2 separate regions of the Homo sapiens genome follow, and region 2 is linked to region 1. A link is an interaction called in ENCODE POLR2A ChIA-PET data of the cell type or tissue named here. Cell type or tissue: PC-3. All regions are shown on one strand. Each heading gives the region's core, and the rest is flanking DNA. Links, peaks and the distances in the headings are about the cores only. Region 1 has its middle 50 kb from the start of RFPL3. Region 2 holds the start of RFPL3S (RFPL3 antisense).

Region 1 (8,000 bases), core at 1-8,000:
AAGGGGGGTGCCCAGGCGCCACATGGCCAGGAGGAGACCAACCCCTCGTTTGACCTCAGGGGTGCAGGAACCCAAAGTCCAGGCTCCAACTCCCTGGACATGACGTGATCCCCAGCCAGGGCACACCCTGCACAATGCCAGGAGCATCTCCTTGATGCCTCCACAGGCTGTCGCCCTGAGTTCTCCACCATCACCGCCGAGAGCGCTGATCCACTCAGCACATTCTGGCTAAGCACCTGCTGTGCGCCAGGCCCCATGCTGGGCAGTGATGGGGACAGAAGATGAGTCAGACCTCATCTCTGCCCCTGGGGAGCCTCCCATCTGGTGGGAGACACAGACACATGGATCTTTGCTGGGCAGGGTAACGAGGCTATGGAAACCCAGAGAGGAGGGTTCTAGAAATCCACCCGCTTTGAATTGGGACTTCCACATAAGCCTAGATGCCCGTAACATCCACCCACAGAGCTAATCACCTCCACTCCTGCCCCGGGGCACCTATGAGATGGATGGCATCACCTAAATGATCACAAACATCTCCAAAGGCCACGCTGCCAGTGTAGACACACTCATTCCATGGGTGTTAGTGATACCAAATCTCCCCCAGTTCTTAGCTCAGGAGGCCCTGCTTAATAAACATGTGTGTCCTCTGACCCAGTTTCCTCATTTCATCAGACCTAGTGTTCTCACACTGACTGCCCATCCATTCACCAGACACAACAGTGAGCAAGGCAGGTCCCTGCTCACTGTGCTGGCTTTCTAGCTGGGGCGGGAATACAGTGAAGGTGGCAAGGGCGGCGAGTGTTCTGCCGGGAACTCAGTTCGAGGGACAAGTGAGTGAGACCCTCGTGGACCTGGGGTGGTCTGGGAAGGCCTTATTGAGCAGATGATTGAAGGCCAGATTTGAATGACACACAGGACCGAGTAATGGGCGTTAAAGATAGGAAAAGAGCATTCCAGGCAGAAGGAACAGCTAGTGCAAAGGCCCTGTGGCAGGCACAGGCTTGGTGGTTTCAAGGAAGCATAAGAAAGCCAGGTGGCTGGGACCCAGAGGGAAGGCAGGAGATGAGGGCAAGAGTGCCCAGCCCTGGGCTCCACTGTGAGTCACACTGTGCAAACAATGCCCTGCGTTTGGAAAAGCAGAACAAACTTGCTAGGGCATAAAGCATCCTCCATTCTCCCTGGCTCTTCATCCTCTCAACAGCCCCATGAAGAAGGGGCTCTCCCCATTTTATGGATGAGAAGACAGACTCAGCCGGGTCAAGTGGCTTGCCCAGGGTCACACAGGTCAGCTGTGGAAGACCCAGGCCCCTGGCCTCAGTCTTTGGGTCCAGCTGTCTCCTCCAGGCAGTGTTGCCAGTGTCCAGGCATATGGCTTGGCAGAGGCAAAGTGGGAGAACCTGTGCTGGGGGGTCTCAATTAGAGAAAGGCATGGCTTCCTCTCCCCTGACATGAGCAATCCCAGGGCACCCCCCAGGCCCATGTTGCCATAAGGGGGTGCACAGCCTGTCTGCTAGCCCAGCTGGGGCAGCCACAGCTGTGTCCCACGTGCAGTGCCTTGGAAGGCAGAGGAAGCCTTGGGGTGGGGGCCCAAGACCCAGATTCTGACATCAGCTCTGCCACTGAGAGCAGCGGGACCTCAGGCAAGGTCTGTTCCCTCAGTTTCCCCATCAGTAAGAGGAAGGAGTCAGATGGGTATTTAAGGAGTTTGCAACCCTCATGTCCTGCTGTCCTGGATGATGCTCTATAGGTGCTTACTCTGCCAAAAAGGAACTGGTGGCCTTGCCTCCCTCTCCTGGACACCTAAGGTCACAGGTCACTGCCAAACAGACAGAGCTGGAGTTCACGTAAGCATCCCTTGAGATTTACAACCTTCTAGGAGGACATTCCTTCTGCCACCCCCCCCATCCCCCGTCCTCCCTCCCCCCTCCCCACCCCGCTGCCACCCAGAGGTCTTTTCAGGAATAACTGAAAAACTCATGGGGTTTGTGGTCCTGCTGCTCTGCCAAGTCCCTCTTGGGCAGCTGGGCTGAGGACTGGAACATTCTGTGGCAAGGAAGAGGCCTCAGCAGAGATCACCGAGACCCAGCACACATGGTATAGATAGCTTGCAGCAAAGGCAGGTGCAGAGTGCAGCCAGCCACAGCACCCTCCTTCCCGCAGGTCACCCCCACAAGCCACTTAACCTCTCAGAGCCTCTGCTTCTTATCTGTCAAATGTGTGAGGTGGGGTGCCAGGGGGTCACGGCCCTTGCTGTCTCATGGAGGAGCCGAGGGGTGAGAAGTGTGCACTTGGGTGTGAACACTCGGTGTGGAAAGCAGGTGTGTGTGTGTATTCAATCCCCCAGTGGTGTCAAGGGCTCCTGAAAACCCCGTGGGTCCCCAGGTCATTGTGATAAACACTGTCCCCATCCTGCTGTGGTTATGGCTGGCAGGTCCTTCAATGAGTAGAGTGTCCCTGAGAAACAAGATGCAGGGTAGTGACAAGTTCAAGCATAGATTTCTAGAGTTACCGGTTTTTAGCAACTCAACCTGATTTTTTAAGCTGCCTACTCTTACTTTTTGCTGTGAGCTTCTGTCCATCACCATGTAATTTGTAATAATAATAATACAAAAAAACACAAGAGGATAAGATGTCCACAGAGGAATCTGCATTCGAGGCTGCTTTGCAGAACTACCGCGTTTGTAAGGACTGTTTCTCACTGGGAACTGTGTGTGATTCACGAGCAGTTTTATGCTTTCCCTCTCATCTGTGTATGGTGTGATTATTGTGTGTTTTGGAATCTCTATTCAGAACCAATAGCTGGTAGTGCCTGCTGGCTCGCTGCCCTCATGTTAGCCTCTGAACATGCCCTGCACCTAGAGAAGCAGCCTGCTCACCCACCTCACCTGTACCCTCCAGCTGCCAGGCCAGCAGCTGACCATAACCATTGCTGAAATTAGCATAACATGAACACAGGAGGCAGAGCTTGCAGTGAGCTGAAATCATACCACTGCACTCTAGTCTGGGCGACAGAGTGAGACTGTCTAGGTAGGTAGGTAAGAAGGAAGGAAGGAATAACAGACCTGGATGAAGTTATTGGGAACATGTGCAACAGGCCTCAATTGAAAACAAGTACATACATGCACACATGCATACATATGCATACATGGGTGCACACACACCCAGCTGTGCATGCACACACATGCATGGACACACAAGCACATGCCCTCACACACATACATGTGATTTCATAGGTAGATCTGGTCCCTCTTGCTGTCTCCAATGCTCTAGAAAGCAGCAAGTAGGCAGCTGACAGTGTTCCCAGGGTGGGTGGCATCTCCCCTCATCATCAGAAAGATTCAAATGTGTCCCAGAGCTGAAGAGAAGGACTTGGGAATGTCAGGGGAAACACAGCCAGGAATGGGGGTTAACAGGCTTCTTTGGCCAGGAGATGGTTTCCAGTTAACCGTCATCCCAAAAGCTCTCTTCAGGTCATGTCAAACAGACTAGGGCTGTGGGTGTGGCTGAGCCTGACACTGACTCCCCCACAGGCCGCTGTCCAGGTCAGGTCAGGATTCCAGCCTGGTGGCGCCAGGCCCTTTACATCCCTCTAGCCGCTGTCCACACCCAGGCCCCTCCACTGGCGTGGCTGCCTTCGCAATCACCGTGTCTATCAGAGACTGCCATTCAAGGACATGGGGTTCCTGGAGGTGCAGACTTGTAAAATTTTTTAATTGGCTTATTTTAATTTTTCAACTTGGGTGTACTGGTCCCCATCAACAGGAAGAGCCTTCAGAAGTGAATTTACAGATTTCCCCCATGTTTGAAATTAACATAACGTGAACCCAGGAGGCAGAGCTTGCAGTGAGCTGAGATCGTACCAGTGCACTCCAGCCTGGGTGACAGAGTGACTCTAGGTAGGTAGGTAGGTAAGAAGGAAGGAAGGAATAACAGACCTGGATGCAGTTACTGGGAACATGTCTTATCAATGTTGAAGGGCCACCCATCACTGCAGGGAGACATCCACGTGGGTTGATTTTGTCTGCCGTGAAAATCTAGGGTTGGAAACATGTAAGAATCCCTGCAAACTGCAGGGATTCTTAATCATCCTGCTCACGTGGTGGGTATCAGAGGGTGTCTGCCTGGTCCCCACAGCATTGGGACAGTCAGGCCATGCCTGGATGACGCCCTAATCACTGCCCTTTGCAGTCCAGGAGTACATCACTGGGCTGGGGCCATGCCCTGTCCCCTCCGGAAGACAAGCCTGTGCACTTACTATGTACCAGATGCCAGGCACAGTGCCCTAGTTCCTTGCTGTAGCACCAACACGTCCCACACTGGTGCTTCAGTGCATGCAAACAACTTTGGGGGTTGTGACCCGAAAAGCTCAAATGTTAAGCAGTCAGGCGAGCTAGAAGAGGTCAGGATCCTCCTAGAAAACCCATTCAATGACATGGACTTCCCTCACCTATTCAACAGACACTTGCCGAACGCCTGCCACTTGCCTGGCCCTGTACCCAGGGCCCTTCTGGGAACCATTCCTGCTATAGCTGGGACCACCTGTGAAATGGCTATTTGTGCCTAACGGACACACTCAGATTCACAAAATGAATTCAGAAGTCCCACCCATGAAAGTGACCTTGGAGGTGTCATTGCTCCCACCACCCCAGTTTCTAGTCCAAACCCCTGGCCAACAGCTGATGCTAGATAAATGCTTGATGAAGAGCAGATTTGACTATTAGTTACTCTGTACCTAAAACTCCTATCTTCACATCAAAGCCCTGACAGATTTGCCCTTAACAGACTGAAATCCAGGGCTGCTGCAGGGTTCACAACCCTCCAGTAGGCACCATTCACGACACTGTACCATAAATGGTAATGGGCTCCCAGGGATACCGTTTACATAGACTGCACTGAGAATGGTTACCCTTGGGTTGGTACAATGAGGTACCCTGTTGAATGACCCTAAACCAGCCTCCCAAATATGCAGGATTCCACATTGGTCAGCGCCATCCCTGAGCACAGAATCAAAAACTATGGATGACATGGCCACCCTGGCCACAACTGGAACCAAGCTGGTGGCCCAAGAGAGAGCGCCTCTTCTTGGAATTGCATGTCAGTTTCTCATACCCAGTTTCTTCCTATTGTTCCCCATTTCCCGTTTTAAAGCTAGTAGCATACATCATAGTCAAATAACCAAGCGGTCAGTGTCTGGACAATGTGCAGTAACGAGGTGGGGGGCTGCAAGGGTGAGAGGCTCAGTCACCTTAACAAGGCAGGAGACCTCCCACAAAAGGGTGATGTGTCCTCCCCAGGGCCAGCCAGACAAGGGCATACAGCGGCAGGGGTTGGGGGATGGAAATATTTTCTCTCCTGTAAACTCTGGCTTCATGTGAGCAGGCATGGGGTCTCTCTGAGAGCTGATAACCAGGAAAACCAAAAACATTCCTAATAATACTGGAGTGTAACAATAATGAGTTTTTCACTGACCGCTGTTGCTCTTTTGTCTTTATATACAGTAGTTTTTGTTTTTTTTTTTTGAGACCGAGTCTTGCTCTGTCGCCCAGGCTGGAGTGCAGTGGTGCAATCTCGGGTCACTGCAAGCTCCGCCTCCCAGGTTCACGCCATTCTCCTGCCTCAGCCTGCCAAGTAGCTGGGACTAGCAGGCACCTGCCACCACACCTGGCTAATTTTTTGTATTTTTAGTAGAGATAGGGTTTCACCGTGTTAGCTAGGATGGTCTCGATCTCCTAACCTCGTGATCTGCCTGCCTCGGCCTCCCAAAGTGCTGGGATTACAGGCGTGAGCCACCGCGCCCGGCCTATATACAGTAATTTTTATAACAATGTCCCTAGGTTTTAATAAAGGAGTGTCATGTCAACTGTTCCCTAGATTGACGTTTGCTTCAATGTTTCAAAATGAGCTCAAGGGAACCTGTGCCCACATAATTTGTCATTCTGTAGGGGAGGATGGAGGACCAGGGACTGGGGTCCCAGCCAAGGTGGTGTTAGGGGGAACTGGGCACGTGAGTCCATCCTGCACACTCAATGCCAATGGCAGGTGGACGCCACCTCTAAAGGGGCAGGGGCAAGGTCAGAGAGGAGTGACAGTGCCCTGAATCTGGCACTGGCACCAGACGAGACAGAGCCGAAAGCACGTGGGGGGTGGGGGGACAGGGCCAATCACTGCAGACGGCATGCCTTCAGTGGCCCCTGGTGTGACATGCCATGTGCCTCTTGTTTCTCATCTCGTAGGCAAGGGGACAGAGTAACCACCTTTAATGAGCACCGTGCTCCTGAAAAGCCACCGTCCCTCACACTGGGACCGTGTGTCCCTCACGCTGAACACAGTTGATTCTGGCCCCACCCGCCAGCAGGAGAAGGGACAGGCTGCACAGTGGAGAAAAGCGGCACCAGATCTTGCAGCCCAGTCCCACCTCACCTGGGGCCCAGAGGCCCTCAACACCTGAAATCTGATGATGGGGATACCAGACTGCTGGCACCCCCAGGCAATGGATGGTGGCAAATACTGTTTTTCTCCAGAGAGGTCTCGTCATCCGATGCTTCAAAATATTTCTGCCAACAATTTGTTAAATATATCTTTCCTGGCACACAATCAGAGATCAGCAGGTACACAAGGCAGCAATGTGAAGAAGCAACAGAGGCACAAGGATTAGGAGACAGGCAGAGAGACTACAAGCCCGGGAGCAGTCAGACACGTGTCTTCACACAGCCACACTTGCTTACTGTGCTCCAAATACATAAAATCACATCTGAAACCCATAAAAAAAAGATACAGGAAAATTTTTAAAGAGCTGATTAGAAACTGGAGAAATTTTTTTAAAAGTACATAATAACCCAAATTAAGGTCTCGGTACATGAGTTGAAAAGCAGATTACATAAGACAGTGTGGTATTGGCAAAAGAACAGACAATGAACAGAATATATAGCCCAGAAATAGACCTACATAAAATAGTCAACTGATCTTTGACAGAGGAGCAAAAGCAACAGAATGGAGGAAAAAATAGTCTTTTCAAGAAATGGTGCTGGAACAAGTGGACATTCACGTGGAAAAATACGAATCTGAACACAGACTTTACACTCCACAAAATTAACTCAAAATGGATCATAGACCTAAGTGAAAAAGAAAAAAAAACTGTAGAACTCCTAGAACATAGGAGAAAATCTAGATGACCTTGGTTTGGCAATGACTTGTTAGATACAACACCAAAGACACGATCTATGAAAGAGAGAATTGATAAGTTGGACTTCATTAAAATTAAACATTTCTGCTCTGTGAAATACTATCAAGAGAATGAAAAGACAAGCCAAAGAACGGGAGAAAATATTTGCAAAAAGACACAGCTGCTAAAGGGTCATTAGCCAAAATATACAAAGAATTCTTAAAACTCAACCATAAGAAAACAGAGCCAGGCACAGTGGCTTGCACCTGTCATTCCAGCTATTTGGGAGGCTGAGGCGGGAAGGTCACTTCAGCCCAGAAGTTCGAGATCAGCCTGGTAGCTACAGTGAGACCCTGTCTCAAAAAAGAAAAAGAAAAAACAAGCTGGGCATGGTAGCTCACGCCTGTAATCCCAGTACTTTTGAGAGGCTGAGGCGGGTGGATCACCTGAGGTCAGGAGTTCGAGACCAGTCTGACAAACATGGTGAAACCCCATCTCTGCTAAAAATACGGAAAAAAACCCCACAAAAATAGCCATGCATGGTGGCGCATGCCTGCAGTCCCAGCTATTTGGGAGGCTGAGGCAGGAGAATCACTTGAACCCAGGAGACAGAGGTTGCAGTAGGCTGAGATTGCACCATTGCACTCCACCCCGGATGACAGAGCAAGACTCTCAAAAAAAAGAAAGGAAAAGGAAACAACGTGATTAAAAAATGAGCCAAAGACCAAAGAAGATACACAGGCAGCAAATAAGCATCTGAAAAGATGCTCCATCTCATATGTCATCAGAAATGCAAATTAAAACAATGAGATACCATGACACACCTATTAGAATGGCC
Region 2 (17,527 bases), core at 5,218-13,217, 61 kb before region 1:
TCTTTCTGTTTATGAGGCTGTGTTCAGCTATGTGACAGAGACAATCAGCCTTACCCATAATGCTGGAGTCCAGAGGTGGACAGAGGGTTTCTATTGACAAACCTGCATCTGGATAATGAGGCTCAAATCTCTGAAGGTCCATCCTCCCTGTCCTAGGTGACAAACACAGTGGCTCTGCCTCAGAGTCCATGGCACCAGTTGCCATGGTAACTCCCAATGTCTCTACTGCCCCTTGTGCAGGAGAAGGTGACCTCAGGGTCTGGGGCACAACAAGAGCTTTACAAGGGGAATTCTGCATGCACAGGTTGCGGAGTTCCTACTCCCTGATGTCCCACAACCCTCCCCGCCACCTGGACTGTTGAAAAGCTCCAATGGTAAGGTATGAGAGGAGAAAACACAAGATAGTTTCTGTGGTCTCTGAGAAAATCACCCATGGGGGTCCCTGTGGTCCTGAGTGGGATCAGCTATAGGAAAGTCACATCCATGAAATCAACATCCCCCAACTTCCCCAGAGCAGGCATGGTGTTTTTCCAGCAATGGTGGAGCCTCGCCTTCACCCTCTCACGCTCCACAGAGAGGTTTGCTGGCCTCAGGCCCTCATTTCCCCCCATCCATACCCCCAACCTCCTGACATGAACACTGAAGGTGCAGGTACCTACCTGTGAGTGACTCTGGCCACATCTTCGCTGGAACTCCCCTGGGACCTGTGTCCTCACTCATTTCACACCTTAGTGCCTCATCCCTGGGTCACGGGGAGCCTCAGGCAGCCCCAAGCACAGATGATCGGGGTTGGAGGGAGGTGACTGGAGAGGGACAAGGAGGTTTCTGCTCTGATCCCTCAAAGACAGTAGTCCATGCTGTAGCGACTGTCTACCTGCTTGAATGGTCTCCGGCCTCTGGCCGAAAAGAAAACTAGGAAAGGCTCATTTCTCTTCTTCCAAAAAATAATAATAATAAAAAAGTCAACTCCACAGGCTCTGAGTTTTGCTCATCTAGATAACCGGGCAACACCGCAGTGTATCAGGAGGTTTTTGTTTTTGTTTTCAGCATTCCTGAGACTTCAGAAACATTCTATGGAGAATTGAGAAGAGAGTATTTTTTGAGCCAGAAAGTGCTTTCCTGTGAAGTTTGTATATGTGAGTTATTTTAATATCTAAACATTGTCAGAGAACAAGACTCTGAGCAGGCTGAGGTTTTATCCCGCCTCCCCACCTGTGTGTCAGTGTGCGAAGGACTGCTGTGCTCAATCACACAGTAATTAGTCAGCCTCGTCCTCAGACTGGAGCTTAGATATGAGCAAAAGCCCTTTATTGGACCAGCCTTCCATCAATCCAGAGGAGCAGCTCGGGACCCTGGAGCCCTGGTCATGAAGTACATTTTGGTAGTGGCTCAGGAGATACCAGGGAGGGCTCCCTGGCTTATGCTGGTACCAGTATATCCAATAGAAATCAGCATGGACGCCAGTGCTCAGGATGCAGGGAAGTGCGGCTGGTGCTTCCAGAGATGCAGAGAGGGAGGGCGGCTGAGTCAGCACAGGCTGGGAGAGGGAACCTGCAGACACAGGTGGATATGGCTGCTGGCTCACTTACCAGCATGAAGTTGCTGGAAGATCTGAGCCAGAGGGGACTGCTGAAGCCTGGGGGACCTGCCCTGGACGTGGGAGGCCTGTCCTTACCTGGGAAGTGAGAGAGGAGCAGCAGGAGGACAGGAGCCATGGTGGACACAGCCCTTCTGAGGTCCAGAGCTGGAGTGGGCTGCTCCAGGCCTCTCTTATCCCTTCCACTGACCTCACAGAGGAGGAGTTACAGATGCCAATGTGTCCCCACATTGCCTGCCTCTACTTTACCCCATGTATTTATTCAAGTCCTAGGGGCTGGTGGACAGGGGAAGTCCGACAGGCCAGACCTGGGAAGAAGTGGGTGCTGGAACCACACCCAGGGAGGGCACAGCTTCCAGGTCAGCCTCAGTGAGTGCAGGCTCCATCACCCAGCCCTGCGGAATTTGTGGGGTAGGAGGGGGTTGGCACAGTTGTGGCTGCCCACTGCACAGACCCTGAGATCCACAGTGTCTCCTGCTGCTCTCTCGCCAGACTGCATTCCCTCAGTAGAAGTCATGTGAGTGGTGTCGGCCTGAGAGCCTAGTGAGTGTCAGTCTAGAAGTATCTATGGCCACGCCCTGGGCCATGGCCCAAGTTGCTGATACTAAAAGAAAGACAGCATTTTTCAATACGTTTTTCTTGCATTACTAGAAGGACATGGGCAAAATATCACCTCCACCCAATGAAAGGAGGCTGCGGGGAGGCTGCAGAGGGCTCTGGGAGCAAAGTCCTGGGCAGCTCCTTCCACAGAGGCCAGGGAAAGAGGTGATTGTGACTTGGGTCTCACTGGGCTGTGGGGTCCTGCTCTGGAACAAATACTCACACATTACTAGCTTTGGAAAGATAGGGCTTTGGAAAAAAAAAAGAGACATTTTCAATGCAATGATATGCTGAGGGGATGACAGAATACATCATTGATGAGAAGATTGAACAAGTGAAGTGTAAGTGTCAAGTCAGGTAAGGACATTTGAATCCAGACTGTAGAGGTCCTTGTGTGTCAGTGAGGGGTTTGGTTTGATTCATTATCTGGGATTGTTTCGGGTTGTGAACTGGAGGCAGAATAGATGAAACTGACAGTTTAAAAAGACATCCTTTGGTGTCAGGTTCAACAAAGAGCCTGAAGGCAGCCAAACAGGAGAGGGGGTATCAGGAGGGTTGATGGCTGATCCCAGGGATCTGGAGGAGGAAGGAGAAAGAACCCAGGAGAAACCACAGGGTAACTGTGTCCCTAGAGGAACGGTGAGAGAGGGATAGGGATAAAGCTGAGTGTTGTCGATGGGTTGACCAGGTGGGTTTTATTGTTGTTAACTGTCTTGCAGAGAGAGAGAGAGAGAGAGGAGAGAGAGAGAAGAGCCCAACTGTGCACTTTCTCAAGAGAAAACCTGTATCAATAATCAATAATAAAATGTACCTAGATCACCTCCCTACTCATTGCTGGAACTTTTACCTAGTGTCCTTTATGAAAGAAATACCTAGTGTCTTTATGTAAGAAACTATTTCAACATTTCTTCAAATTATCTCCCATATTACTTGCTGAGTTTTGTAATTATTTTCCTATAGATATGTTTGAAGTTTATCATTTTTAGTGAGACTAGAATAATAAACATTCTGCACTACTTTTAAAATTATATAAGCAATATATTTGATCTTATTAAGTATAAACTTGATGATTTTATTATTCATTCTAATAAATTTTTAACAATGTTTTAATGTTATTCATATATAGTTGCCTTTAAAATGTTAACACATTTATGTAAACTTTTTGTGCTCTTGTAATATCCTTGGCCTCTTATTTCTCAGGAACAAATTTCTACCACAGAGAAGAAATATTAGAAGTTATATCAAAAATGGAGTATGTTGTGAATTTTAAAAACCTTTTAAAATATGGCTTTTTAACCATTTTTTAAATTTTTATTTATTTTTTTATTATACTTTAAGTTCTGGGATACATGTGCAGAACGTGCAGGTTTGTTACATAGGTATACACGTGCCATGGTGGTTTGCTGCACCCATCAACCCATCATCTACATTAGGTATTTCTCTTAATGTTATCCCTCCCCTAGCCCCCAACCCCCGTCAGGCCCCAGTGTGTGATGTTCCCCTCCCTGTGTCCATGTGTTCTCATTGTTCAACTCCCACTTATGAGTGAGAACATGTGGTGTTTGGTTTTCTGTTTCTGTGTTAGTTTTCTAAGAATGATGGTTTCCAGCTTCATCCATGTCCCTGCAAAGGACATGAACTCAATACCATTCAGGACGTAGGCATGGCCAAAGACTTCATGAGTAAAACACCAAAAGCAATGGCAACAAAAGCCAAAATTGACAAATGGGATCTAATTAAACTAAAGAGCTTCTGCACAGCAAAGGAAACGATAATCAGAGTGAACAGGCAACCTACAGAATGGGAGAAAATTTTTGCAAAAGATGGCTTTTAAGTAATTTACACAGCAGGTTGTCTATTAATATGTAACATGCTAACAGATCTATTTGAGCGATCCTATTTCCTTGAGATTAAAGGTAGATTTGGCATTTTCTTCAAAAAGATATTTTTACTCTGTTTCTATAGTGTGAAATTGTACTTCATTACGAAGTGATCTCTTATGTCTGTCGTTAAAATAAATCAAACCAGAAACTAAATCCAGCTCTAGGAAGACTACACTTTATTTTATTTATCTCTGATGCATCTTATAATTTTTTTTGCTATGAGTGTCTGTGTGGATACTCTTCATTAAGAAAAACAGATTCTTTTGGAATATATTACCTTTCTACACTAACATTTCTTCCTGGCTAACACGGTGAAAACCCGTCTCTACTAAAAATACAAAAAATTAGCCGGGCGTGGTGGCGGGCGCCTGTAGTCCCAGCTACTCGGGAGGCTGAGGCAGAAGAATGGCGTGAACCCGGGAGGCAGAGGTTGCAGTGAGCTGAGATCGCGTCACTGCGCTCCAGCCTGGGCGACAGAGCAAGACTCCGTTTAAAAAAAAAAAAAAAAAAAGCTAGATGACAACCACAATACTAAGTAATGCAACTCTAATACTAATGCATTTTACATAGTTACTAAATAATCCATTTTCTTGCTTTCAATATTCCTAATGCTAGATGAAAGTACTGTTTAGTTTACCAAACCTTTAATCAAAAATGTCTAATCAGTACATCTTTTTAGCCCTTTAATTCATGTTAGAGAGTTTTAAGATGGAAGAAACAAATTAGACTCAAATTAAAAAAAAGTCTGACCTACAGTAGCTATTAGATAGTTAACATTTGTGACATCATCATGATTTTGTTCTGATACATGTATTTCACTTAGCATTGTTGAAATCAACTGGAATAATAGCCAAATAAAAACATTCTTTTAGTTATAATTTCAAAAACGATTGAAATTTATCAACAGTCATAACAACATCATTGTACTCTTAAATTAGACAATTCTTAGCACATATAAAAACATATTTACCTCTTTCAACTAGGACAATGTTAGAATTTATCAAAATTCACCATCATCAACTTTTTTTTTTTTTTCCAAAATCTTGATTGTTAGGTACTATAAAACTGCACCCTAATCAAATGATGTGTTTTTGATCTGATGATTTTACAAAGTTGGGAGGAAATTCAACGAAAAAAATACTTGTACAATTAAATTTCAAATCCTAAACATTTACTTATTTAAGCCTGCCTCTCTAAACTTAAAATAGATATCAGCTCCTCCAATAGGATGAGTAGATTTTCTCACTATATTTTCCACTTCTTTTTAAATTTTCTCCTCCATTTGAGCATTCAGAAGCATGAATCTGTGGGGATTGTTAAAGTTTTTTTTTAGTTTGCTGCATTTCTGAGTATACAAACACATACACATATAACTATAGTATCGTGTGTGTGTGTGTATAATTTGTGTATATACATATATTTGTTCAATCTGGAAGCCATTGAAATTTTCTGTTTATAACAACACAGAATGACCTATTCTTTCAGCACCTACCCCATTACACCCTCTGTTTTATAATCACTGGACAAAATATAGCATCATCTATATTAATGCAGATTGTATACATCATTTGTGACCTATTTATTTGTTCTAGAAATTTGTACTTAGCAATGATAGACATTTGTACTGTAATATTTATATCATGAAGGGTACCTATTCTCTTTGAAACATAGCAACTCTCTCATCTTAACCCTAAAATTTTCATTTGTTCTATTTATTTTAGGGCAGGTCACTTTCAACAGCTTGTTTTCTTGGGCATATCATAAAAGTATTTGCAATTGGGTGTTATGTATCAGCCAGAATACACACGTAGTTATACATTTTGAAAGTTATCTAAAATTCTGCATTCAGAAACACTTTAATTATATGTATTAGGCTGGGCATGGTGGTTCACGCCTCTAATCCCAATACTTTGGGAGGTCGAGGTGGGTGGATTGCTTGAATCCAAGAGTTGAAGACCAGCCTGGGCACCATGGAAAAACCCCATCTCTACAAAATATTAGCTGAGCATGGCGGCAAGAACCTGTAGTCCCAGCTACATGGGAGGCTGAGTTGGGAGGATCACCTGAGCCTGGGAGGTCAAGGCTGCAGTGAGCCATGATCAAGCCACTGCACTCCAGCCTGAGTGACAGAGTGAGACCCTGTCTCAAATAAAAAATTATATGTATTCACCCAAAGTGTTCACCCCACCGAGAAGATGCACTGGTGAAAATATAGTGATTTTTTTTTCCTTTAAATACTCAGTGAATGGCCAGCCGTTTACATACACAATGGTAGACAAATTCCTCTGTGAATTCACAAAGTTTGGGAGATAAATAAGTGCATAGTAATATATAGAGATAAGTGGAAAAATAAGTTTCATAATTATATTGTGAGAGAAATATGATTTTTATAATATCAAGTAACACTTTTTTCTAATTCTGAACAGTTTATTGCTTCTAGAAACATTAGATCACTCAGGAATGGTAGAAATATGACTTTTTAGGGAAATATGACTTTTAAAATGTGACTTTAAAAAATGTCACTTTTTAAGAAACATGACTTTTATAACAATATCCATTTATGCTGTCTTTAATTCTGAACAGTTTGCTTATTGGTTCTAGAAATATTAGATGACTCAGGAATGGTAGAAATATTTGGCAATGGAATTTCGAATCGAGAATGGAACTTCTGGTTGTTACTAACATATCGGTTTTGCCCCTGCTCAGTTTGAAATTCTTGCCATTGAGTGTATTTTGGGGTACACAATTTCTCCTCCTAAAACTTATTTTAATAAGCACAGAATAGTAATTAATGAGCTTGGGTTTTGTTGTTTTTTTTTTAAGTAAAACGCCTAATCTTTTATTTTATTTTATTTTATTTTATTTTTTTACGGAGTCTCGCTCTGTCGCCCAGGCTGGAGTGCAGTGGCGCTATGTCGGCTCACTGCAAGCTCCGCCTCCCGGGTTCACGCCATTCTCCTGCGTCAGCCTCCCGAGTAGCTGGGGGCTCCCGCCACCACGCCCGGCTAATTTTTTGTGTTTTTAGTACAGACGGGGTTTCACCATGTTAGCCAGGATGGTCTCTATCTCCTGACCTCGTGATCCACCCACCTCGGCCTCCCAAAGTGCTGGGATTACAGGTGTGAGCCACCACTCCCTGCCGTAAAAGGCCTAATCTTTAATGACCCTCCTGTGCGTGTGAAAGCACTCTTGTTGGTGCAGCAGAAAGCGGACCTCACAATACACATTGTGACTTTACCCTGAGACGTTGATGATGCTCCTATCACCATGGTTATGTGATTGGGTATATCTTGCCCTCGGTCCTAACTGCCACTGTCTGTGCTGAGTTTTTCAAAGTTCATAGCAGGTTGAACATGCTTGCTGTCATTTTCACAGATTCTGGTCTTTCTTATGGGGAACCTGAGTTCCTGCATTAAAGGTATGTTCACATTGGCCTGTTGAATGCTGTCCTCTCAAATGTACTAGTTAATATTTAAAAATATATTTTATTAAAAAATTCTCCTCTGTATTTTTCATATGCAGTTATAAATGTGTTTCCCGGTTATGTTTTATTCCTCAATTTATATATTTGATTCTAGTATCAAGCAGGATGCCTTTGAGCTTTTCCTTTATTTAAAAGACATGTCTTATTTCCTGTTACATCTGGCACCCCTCAAACCACCCAATTAGGTATCCTTCTGGGAAAAATATGGCAAAGTATGTTTTAATGCAGTTTTTACCTAATTAAGAACCTATTAAAATCATTAATTTTAAAAATTAGGAGCAAAGCTAGAATGATGCAGATGTCTTTGAGGCTTTTAACACAACGAAGTGTGTCCATCTTTGTCTTTTGTTGTTGTTTTTTTGTTTGTTTGTTTGTTTTTGAGATGGAGTCTCACTCTGTCGCCCAGGCTGGAGTGCAACGGTGCGATCTCGGCTCACTACAACCTCCGCCTCCCGGGTTCAAATGATTCTCTCGCCTCAGCCTCCCGAATAGCTGGGATTTCAGGCACCCACCATCATGCCCGGCTAATTTTTGTATTTTTGTAGAGACAAGGTTTTACCATGTTGGCCAGGCTGGTCTTGAACTCCTGACCTCAGGTGATCCACCTGCCTCGGCCTCCCAAAGTGGTGGTGTTACAGGCGTGAGCCACCACACCAGGCCCTGGCCTGTTTTTAGTATGTCTTTCCTCTCTCCTTTTTCATGAAATGTGTATTCAGTTTAGTAAATTTGGAATATGTCATTTATATTCACATATTAACTTTTTGAAAAGAAGTAAGAATGTGTATTGTCTATGTGTCAGTGTGTGAAACAAAACACACTTATTTTTATGATTGGGGTTTATCCAAAATGATAGAGATAACAATTATAGTCAATCACCCAAACCACTTACCTTTCCAAAGGTAAATATAATCAAGTGTAATCATTTTTTCTCATCCAGAGAGTAGTTCATATTTCAACATACAAAGATAGAGAAGTGAAATGAATCGGTAAACACTATTAACCAAGAACATACAGATTTACTCACACCAGGAAACACGTAGGTCACATACATATATGTAAAGATACATTTAAAAATAATAAGATGATAATTGTACAAGTTTGCATATAAAGTGTAACTTTGAAAAACTGTTAATACTGTTTCTGATGGATTGTGTGACTTAGTTCTCCTGACCTATCCTTCAGAGTTCTTTCTAAGGAGGTTGTTCGTTCCATGACTTGGAAACAATCGAAAGTTAGAGGCACTTACATGTGTTAAGAATAAATAAGGCAGCTGGGCGCGGTGGCTCATGCCTGTAATCCCAGCACTTTGGGAGGCCGAGGCAGGCAGATCACCTGAGGTCAGGAGTTCAAGACCAGCCTGACCAACATGGAGAAACCCCATCTCTACTAAAAATGCAAAATTAGCTGGGCGTGGTGGTGCACACCTGTAATTCCAGCTACTCAGGTGGCTAAGGCACAAGAATCACAGAACACAGGATACCACTTCACAATTAGCCTCAGGTGTCACCCTTGTGGCAACTCTCCTGTACAGCTGGGTTAAAGAGCCTCGGTGCTCACATGGGGTCATCTCCTCACTCTGCCTTCCTTCACTGTGGGTAGCTTGGGCTGAAACTAGACCTCATATGGCTAGGTGAACTAGACCTGGCTGAAACTAGGCCCCCTCATGCAATGATTGCAAACACAAGGGATAGGAAGGGAAGACTAAAAGGAAGATCTTTGATTTACAGTGGATATTTTAACATGTATTTCAGTATTTTCCAGTTTTTAATAATTGATTTATAACAAAGAATTGAGTAAATATAATTAGCCCTGGTACCTGATATTGAATTTAGTTCCTCAATAAAAATTTACACATAAACAGGGGCTGAATCCTATACCCCAGATGTTAAATGTTACAGCAGCAGATGGGGGTCTGTGGAGGTTGAAAGGGAGTTGGTCAATATCAAGGAGTCAGTGGCAGTTCTGCTGGACTTTAAAATGGGCTGAGGGAGTGACAGGACTCTGTGGTTGAATTCTAGCATGCATTTTAGTAGTTGCTCATTTGAAGTTTGAGTATTTCGTGTCGCTTTCATCTGCTATTACCTGGAAAGACAAAGGCTCTATTTCTCATTTCCTTTCTGCCCGTCTCTCTGCCTTCCTTGGTCCATAGAAGAGGATGGCCCAGGAGAAGCTCAATTCATGCTTGTTAACCAACCACATCCATAAGTTCTAGCCCTTTGTTCATGTCACCACCAATGAACTGACAGTCATGTTGTGTCCTTTCAGTTCCCCCAGAAGATCAATGGAAGGTGGATTCCAAAGAGTGGGCAAGTGAGGACCCCTTCTCTGTTACCAAGGTAAAGTAGCCTGTCTTTGCCTAACATGTGTGTAATTTTCTTGGTTATTTCATTTTTCAATTGATATCAGATAGAGAAAAATGATCAGGTGCGTTATAGGTGTTAGATGATGTTTCCTTGGGGATGGAGGGGTGCACCCCACCCACTGACACCTGATTGAAGAGGACATCTGGAATTGGCAGGGCTGGGTCACACACAGCATGTTAGGGGACACTTTCCTCTGCAACAAGCTTTCCACTTTAGATTAAGTATTTTGTAACTGCTACTTCAAAATGGTCTTGACAAAGATTTTTTTTTTTTTTTGAGACGGAGTCTTGCTGCGTAGCCCAGGCTGGAGTGCAGTGGTACGATCTCGGCTCACTGCAAGCTCCGCCTCCCGGGTTCACGCCATTCTCCTGTCTCAGCCTCCTGAGTAGCTGGGACTACAGGTGCCCGCCACCACATCTGGCTAATTTTTTTTTTTTTTTGTATTTTTAATAGAGACAGGGTTTCACCATGTTAGCCAGGATGGTCTCGATCTCCTGACCTCGTGATCTACCTCCCTCGGCTTGCCAAAGTGCTGGGATTACAGGCGTGAGCCACTGAGCACGGCCAACAAAGATACTTTTCAACAAAAGCTATTGTGCTTTCTACAGATGAACTCTACTCTAGATGTTGGGGCTTTAGACTTAAACATTCTTTCCCATCTTGGTTACCAAGAGCCCCTAAGAGAACGAAAGACCTGTGCAAACAGCCCACAGTATGATCTCATCCTCAGAGTGTTTTCTTTCTTCTAATTGCAGGTGACCCCAAGGAACACAGTAAATGGTATGTATTCTGGAATCATTCACCAGGTGTAAAAAAAAAAAGTGTATGTATAAGAAATGTGGAACTTAATTGCTGACTTTCATCTAGACCATCTCCATGATCCAAGACACCTGGAAAGAACGAGAATTTGGGGTGAACTAAAACTGGTTTTTCAGGTGACAAACTCTTGTCACCTATGTGCAATCCCTGGAAACAGGCATATTCACTTTAGGTGGGGTGGATTTGTGTGCACCAAGGCAGAAGGTGTCTATGTGTAGGTCTGTGTGATGTGTTTGTGAATGTGTGTCTAACACACAGGTGAGTGCAAGCTTAAGGGGTCTGCACACTCAATGAACTTACACACAGTATTGAAAGTAAGACTGGACTTCATTATTTATACATTTTCAATATATGGTCTCTGTAACATAAAATTAATGATGTAATACCATAGAATATTTCCCTAGTATTGAATCTTGTCTCTCAATATTGAAAGAGTTGCTTAAAAGCACATGAGAAGTGCTACTCAACACATGATATGTACTGTAGCTGCAGTTAAAGCATTCATTTGGGAAGTTATAAGACTTATGACTAAACTGATGACTTATGCTCTAAACTCAGGCATGAGCTTTGTAAGACAATTGAAGGGGAGGATAAAAGACCTCATTTGCCTCCTCTCTTCAGTGGTTTTATGTGCCTTGTGGAGTGTGGTTATGTGCCTTGTGGAGTGCAGTTACACAGGAAGTTGATGGAGTAAACACAAAAAAGAATTGAACAGGTTAATTGAATCCATAAGACCGTGGTGAGGTTAGTCAATAAGACGGGTCATTTATTTTTTAACTTTTATTTTATTTTTTATTTATTTATTTTTTGAGACGGAGTCTTGCTCTGTTGCCCAAGCTGGAGTGCAGTGGCACGATCTCGGCTCACTGCAAGCTCCGCCTCCTGGGTTCACACCATTCTTCTGCCTCAGCTTCCCAAGTAGCTGGGACTACAGGCGCCCACCACCATGCCCGGCTAATTTTTTGTATTTTTAGTAGAGATGGGGTTTCACCGTGTTAGCCAGGATGGTCTCGATCTCCTGACCTCATGATCCACCTGCCTTGGCTTCCCAAAGTGCTGGGATTACAAGCATGAGCCACCGCGCCCGGCACAATTTTTTTTTTTTTTTTTTTTGAGATGGAGGCTCACTCTGTCGCCCAGCTCCATCCATGTTCCTGCAAAGGACATCATCTCATTCTCTTTTATGGCTGCATAGTATTCCATGGTGTATATGTACCACATTTTCTTTATCCAGTATGTCATTGATGGGCATTTGGGTCTTTGCTATTATGAATAGCGCTGCTGTGAACATATGTGTGGATGTCTTTAGGGTACAATGATTTATATTTCTTTGGGCATATAACCAGTAATGGGATGGCTGGGTTGAATGACATTTCTGTTTTTAGCTCTTTGAGGAATCACCACACTACTTTCCACAATGGTTGAACTAATTTACACAGTCTCTAAGAGTATATAAGTGCTCCCTTTTCTCTGCAACTTTGCCAGTATCTGCTGTTTTTTGACTTTTTAGTAATAGCCGTTCTGACTGGTGTGAAATGGTATCTCATTTTGTCCCACCAGTTTTTTTAACTGTTAAGTTCAGGGGTGCATGTGCAGGTTTGTTACATAGGTCAACTTGTGTCATGGGGATTTCTTGTGCAGATTATCTTGTCACCTGGGTTTTAAGCCTAGCGCCCATTAGTTATTTTTCCTGATCCTCCCTCCTCCCACCGTCCCCCATCCGATAGCCCCGTGTGTGTTGTTCAGCTCTGTGTGTCCCTGTGAGATTGGTCATTTTTAGGTCAAATTTTACATAGTATGTTCTTTATGTGCTTTCTTCTAGAACTTTCTATGTTTTATTAACTAGGCAACTGTTGCTAAAATCTCTACTAAAAGTGGGCACATCTTTATAATAACAAATAGAAGCTTGTAAAGTTGTGATACCTTAAATTTTGCCAAGTTATGAGGGCTTTGCCTGAGACCTGGATGACAGAGTTGTGTAAGAATGTGGGTTCCTCTGAAGACTGTTGAATTTTCTGAGAATAAAGATCTTATTTGTTTCTATTACATAGGGTTAAAGCAGGGACACGGTGGTCTCTAAGGCACATAGGAGGCTCTGAGAACGGAAAATGAGATCTTTCCAAACAGTAATGCAAATCTCCATTTCTGTATTTAGGATCCCTCTGAGAGCAAGCAGGGGTTCACAGAAGGATATAGCTCACTAAGAGAAACAAATAATGGGAAACACAGGTTTATAGCATTTAGAAGAAAATACCAAGATGAACATATTAATATCTAAAGTGAGTTTTGATGAAAACAATATAAAAATTTTTAAAACTCAAAATGTAAATATCAGGACCATGTGACTTACTTTTATTTCTACCAAATAATAAAGACTGGCAATCCTGGGCACACACTTCCAGAGAATACACAGCAAACACAGCCATAGTGCTTTATCATTTTAGGAGAATCTTGATTCCACTCCTGCAATAATAGACTTGACTGGAAAGTGGAAGGACAGAAACATTCCTCTGAATGTGGAACCCAAAATCTGAAAACAAATGTTAGTGATCTAGAGGTGGACTTAAAAAAATAGGATGAAGAGTGGTATTTTATGAGAAGACTTTCAGAGGGCTCACGAGAGAGAATCAGTGGCATTTTCACTGGTGAAGGATTGGGAGAAGAGGCAGAGCCATTGGGTTAATGGAAGGGACATCTGGAGTCAGAGGGAAAGGGGGATCAGAGTGAACCTTGAATGAGAGTCCTGGGGCAGAGTCCTGGGGCAGAGGTTTCCAGGCTGTGGCTATGGAGGGTTTTTTGTTTTTTTTTTTTTTTGAGACAGAGTCTTGCTCTGTCTCCCAGACTGGAGTGCAGTGGCGCGATCTCGGCTCACTGCAAGCTCCACCCCCTGGGTTCACGCCATTCTCCTGCCTCAGCCTCCCGAGTAGCTGGGACTACAGGCGCCCGCCACCATGCCCGGCTAAATTTTTGTATTTTTAGAAGAGACGGGGTTTCACCATGTTAGCCAGGATGGTCTCGGTCTCCTGACCTCATGATCCGCCCACCTCGGCCTCCCAAAGTGCTGGAATTACAGGCATGAGCCACTGCGCCTGGCCGGAGGGGTCTTTCTGACAGGAGATAGGACTGTCCCCTGCCACGGCAAGGTCAAGAAATGGATGTGGAGTTTGTAAAATAGAAAGTGATCTTTGATGGGGAAAGAATGAGCTGATAAGGTGTACACTCCCTGCTGGTGCACCTGCTGCCCATTCTTAGCCACACCTTTTTCCAGGTGGCTCAGATCAGCAGTCAAGGAGAAAGTGGGGGTGGCAGACTAAATTCATTAAACCACCAAAGCACCAGCCCAGATGGCCTCTTTTTCAGTTAATTCGCATTAGCTACTTATTCAGGTTTGATAAGTGGGAGAGAAGTTGTTACTTGCAGAAGCATCTTGTGATAGATGTTTTGCATTGTTCTAAGGCCTGAGCAGTCTTGGAGACAGGCAGACACTGGTCGCTCACTGTGATCACTGGAGGAAACAGTTACTGAGAGGCAGCTGACAGGGTGAAGGGAGTGGGGGAGGAAGGCCACGCATTTGTGCTTCCCAAGGTCCCACAGGTGACATCCTTTAAAGGAAACTGTGTCATACTTGGGGTGGAAGATTTGAAAGGCAGAGGAAAAGAATGCTTTATAATTAGGGACCTGTCTTCATCTCAGGCGACTCTTCCCGAGCACGAACTCTGTCTTTCCACACACCTTGGGAATAAAAGTATTGGAGAAAGAGAGTGAAAGGGTCCCTTTGATCAGTGGTCCAGGGCACGATATAGAGGTCTCAGTTGTTCAGGAATCTCTGTCTCTAGGGAACCAAATTTATTCCAACCCCCAGATCCTTCACTCATTAGAATGGGATTCTGCAAATCTCTCACCATCTCTAAGTGATACTCAGCCCCTCCTGTGCCCACCCTGCCGGGCTGATGTGGGGAGTCCCGGAGATAATAGGAGATGTCCTCCAGAAGTTGTAAGGCATCACACCCACGTAAAAGATGAACAGGGAACCACCCTCCACTGGCCTGGAGCCACCCAAGCAGCCTCTCTGTGTTCAGCCACTACTAAGTCTCCGGCTTATTCCTTCTGGCATTTAGTAAACCCTTACACATCACTACTGAAGTTCTGATTCTCTTTCTTAATATTCTCCTGCATTTAGTGATTTTTCTAGCCCCATACTGTGAGATTAATAAGTAGGCCCTATGAAAAGTTTAACATGACAGCGCAGAGATCTGAGGGCCGAGGGATTACATGACCTTCCCAGGTCTACGTGGCTCTAGTGGGATTGGGGTGCAGGTCCCTCACTACACCAGCCCTCTGCCTTTCTGTATCGTCTCACCTATGTGAAGCCATCGCCCACGCAGTCTTTCTAATCCATGTATAAAGTGCTCACTGAACTCCACGATCTTCCTGAGACCTAACTTTGATTCAGATGGCTCTGCTTGGAAGCCAGTAAACAATGGGATCAGAAGTTAGAACCAATTATCACAATTCTCCCTCTGGTCTTCTGTCAGTAACATGTCATTAGTTCTCTGCATTGCAAAAAGATTAACCAGGCTCTTCTCTGATAGAAATTTTAAGAAGATATAGCCTCTACACCAAGAGGCACATGACACAACCTGGACTCTGGGCAAACCACCGGGTGCACTCACATGAAGGTACCGTGGAAATTTATTAAGTTGATTTAAGAATAACAATTGTGGATTGTATTCAGTGTCCCATATGTTAGAAGAAGCTATAGAGGAGGTTAAGCCATATGTTTAAATGTGCCAAAATTTTTATTTGCCTAATCAAGAGGTATTGCTGAAATCACAAAATTAAATATACATTTAAAAGTCAATTTTGATTCACATTTAATAGTAAGACAATCTTTCAAACTAATCTCTAGACGTTACTCAATTGTTGAACATTATTGTGATCTCCCTGAAACAGTGGAGCTATAATTTTAAAACTGAATGTTTAACCAAGGGAGTTTTAGATTGACATAAAAATCTAGCATGTAATACACAAAGTTCCCACATCATTCTATTCTCTCACCCTACCTTATAATTCCACCTAATATTCATATCTTACATTACTGTGTTATATTTGCTAAAAGTAATGGGCAAATATTGATACATTAGTACCTAAAGTCTGTCATTCTCATAGTGTTCTTTTTCCTGTTACACATTTCTATGAATTTTGAAATATTTACTGTTATGTTTACCATTTCGATCTCGTAAGGAATACTCTCACCGCTCCAAAAATTCCCTCTTCTTTACTTATGAATCTCTGTCCTCTTTCTCCAGAAACCTTGCCAACTATTGGTATTTTTACCATCCCCTTTGTTTTGCCTTTTCCAGAATGTCATACAGTTGGAGTCATATATTAGATTGGTGCAAAGTAATTGCGGTTTTTCCATTCTTCAACTGGCAAAAACCACAATTACTTTTGCACCAGCCCAATATTATGTAGCTTTTTCAGCTGAACTTACTTCACTCATCAATATACTTAAAGTCACCCTGCTCTGCTGCCTGTGTGGTCTCATCCACATGAATGCATGCCCCCACAGTCTTTCTGATACATGCCATTGTCTTTTCTATGCTTTGATGGAGAACTCCTTTAAATCACAGAATAATATTGTGTTTTATAGATGGTTGTTTTTTCATTCACCTCTTAAACATCTTGCTCGCTTCTAGTTTGGGTGGTTATAGATAAAGCTGCTGTAAACATTCCTGTGCAGGCTTTGTGTGGACGTAACTTTTCATCTCAACTGAGTACGTACCTAAGAGCGCAATTTTCGGATTATATTGTGAAAATATGTTGGGATTCGTAAGAATTTGGTGGATTTCGTAAGAGAAATCATTTGGTTCTGGTGTTGTCTTTTTTGGAATGTTCTTAATGTTAATTCACTTAATAGGCAGAGGCTTGTTCAGATTGTCTGTGTTCCTAGTGTGACCTTGAGAAGATTATGTCTCTCAAGGAATTGATACATTTCACCTAGTTATCAAACTGTGGGAATAGAGTCATTCATAATAGTCCTTGATTATCCTTTTAATGACCAACAGTTTGGTAGATATGGCCCCTCTTTTATTTCTGATATTAGTAATGTGTGTTATCTTTTTTTGCTTTGTTAGCCTGCATATTTATTAATCTCTGCATAAAGATTTAATTATTAATTAATTTATTAATTTAATAAATTAATAAAATGAATTTATTAATTTTATTGCAATTACAATTAATAATTGCAATAACTAATTGGGGGGAATTTTCATTAATGCAGGAACACACATCCAGGAAAATGTTACCCACACTGAGCAATGATGGCGATAACTTTTCAGTTCTGGATAGGACATAGGCATTTATCCAGCTCTCCGTTCAAATACACACACACCCACACACGCACACACATACACACACACTCATGTTTTTACTATGAATAAAATCTATTGCACTCCTATCATTTAGAAAATCACATGATGCATTAGGTGATATCCAAATGTTTATTTACCTCATAACTTCTATAATTTAAACATTGATTTGAACTTACAGAAATGAAAAAGTAAAGCATTTGGAAATTGATCCGAGAATACAGAACATTTCTATAGGAAACAAGATGTGAACCATAAGACTCAATGAGTTGGATGGTGGCAATAATTAATACTTACGACTCAATAATCGAATCAAATTAGAATATAGATTATAGAAATGTCCCATATCTTTCTCCTATGACTGTATAATGCTTTTACCAAGTAGAAAATTCCTAAGTCTACCCACCCAA

The links. Peaks named below come from ENCODE experiments on the same cell type or tissue, not always from the same donor. Only the 100,000 strongest peaks of a DNase experiment are listed, where the experiment ranks them.
Region 2: POLR2A ChIA-PET joins it to region 1 with 16 read pairs; 2 of 35 experiments call an interaction of 5 or more read pairs at or near these places.

Annotation. Positions count from the first base shown.
Region 1 is chr22:32,303,985-32,311,984 of GRCh38, reverse strand. It overlaps a transcript of SLC5A4 not described here. Among named protein-coding and RNA genes, the nearest start is that of RFPL3, 50 kb to the left of the region's middle. In PC-3, for the core only: no CTCF peak of the experiment used is centred there; no DNase peak of the experiment used is centred there; H3K27me3 peaks cover 2,535 bases.
Region 2 is chr22:32,360,870-32,378,396 of GRCh38, reverse strand. RFPL3S (RFPL3 antisense) reads left to right here and starts at 7,133. Exons shown (of 5, transcript NR_104232.1): 1 at 7,133-7,199; 2 at 7,456-7,498; 3 at 9,830-9,900; 4 at 10,683-10,707. It overlaps RFPL3 (ret finger protein like 3), which reads right to left. Exons shown (of 2, transcript NM_001098535.1): 2 at 17,236-17,527. It overlaps LOC339666 (a long non-coding RNA gene), which reads right to left and starts at 1,733. Exons shown (of 3, transcript NR_038918.1): 1 at 1,676-1,733; 2 at 660-1,071. It also overlaps the pseudogene IGLCOR22-2. In PC-3, for the core only: no CTCF peak of the experiment used is centred there; no DNase peak of the experiment used is centred there.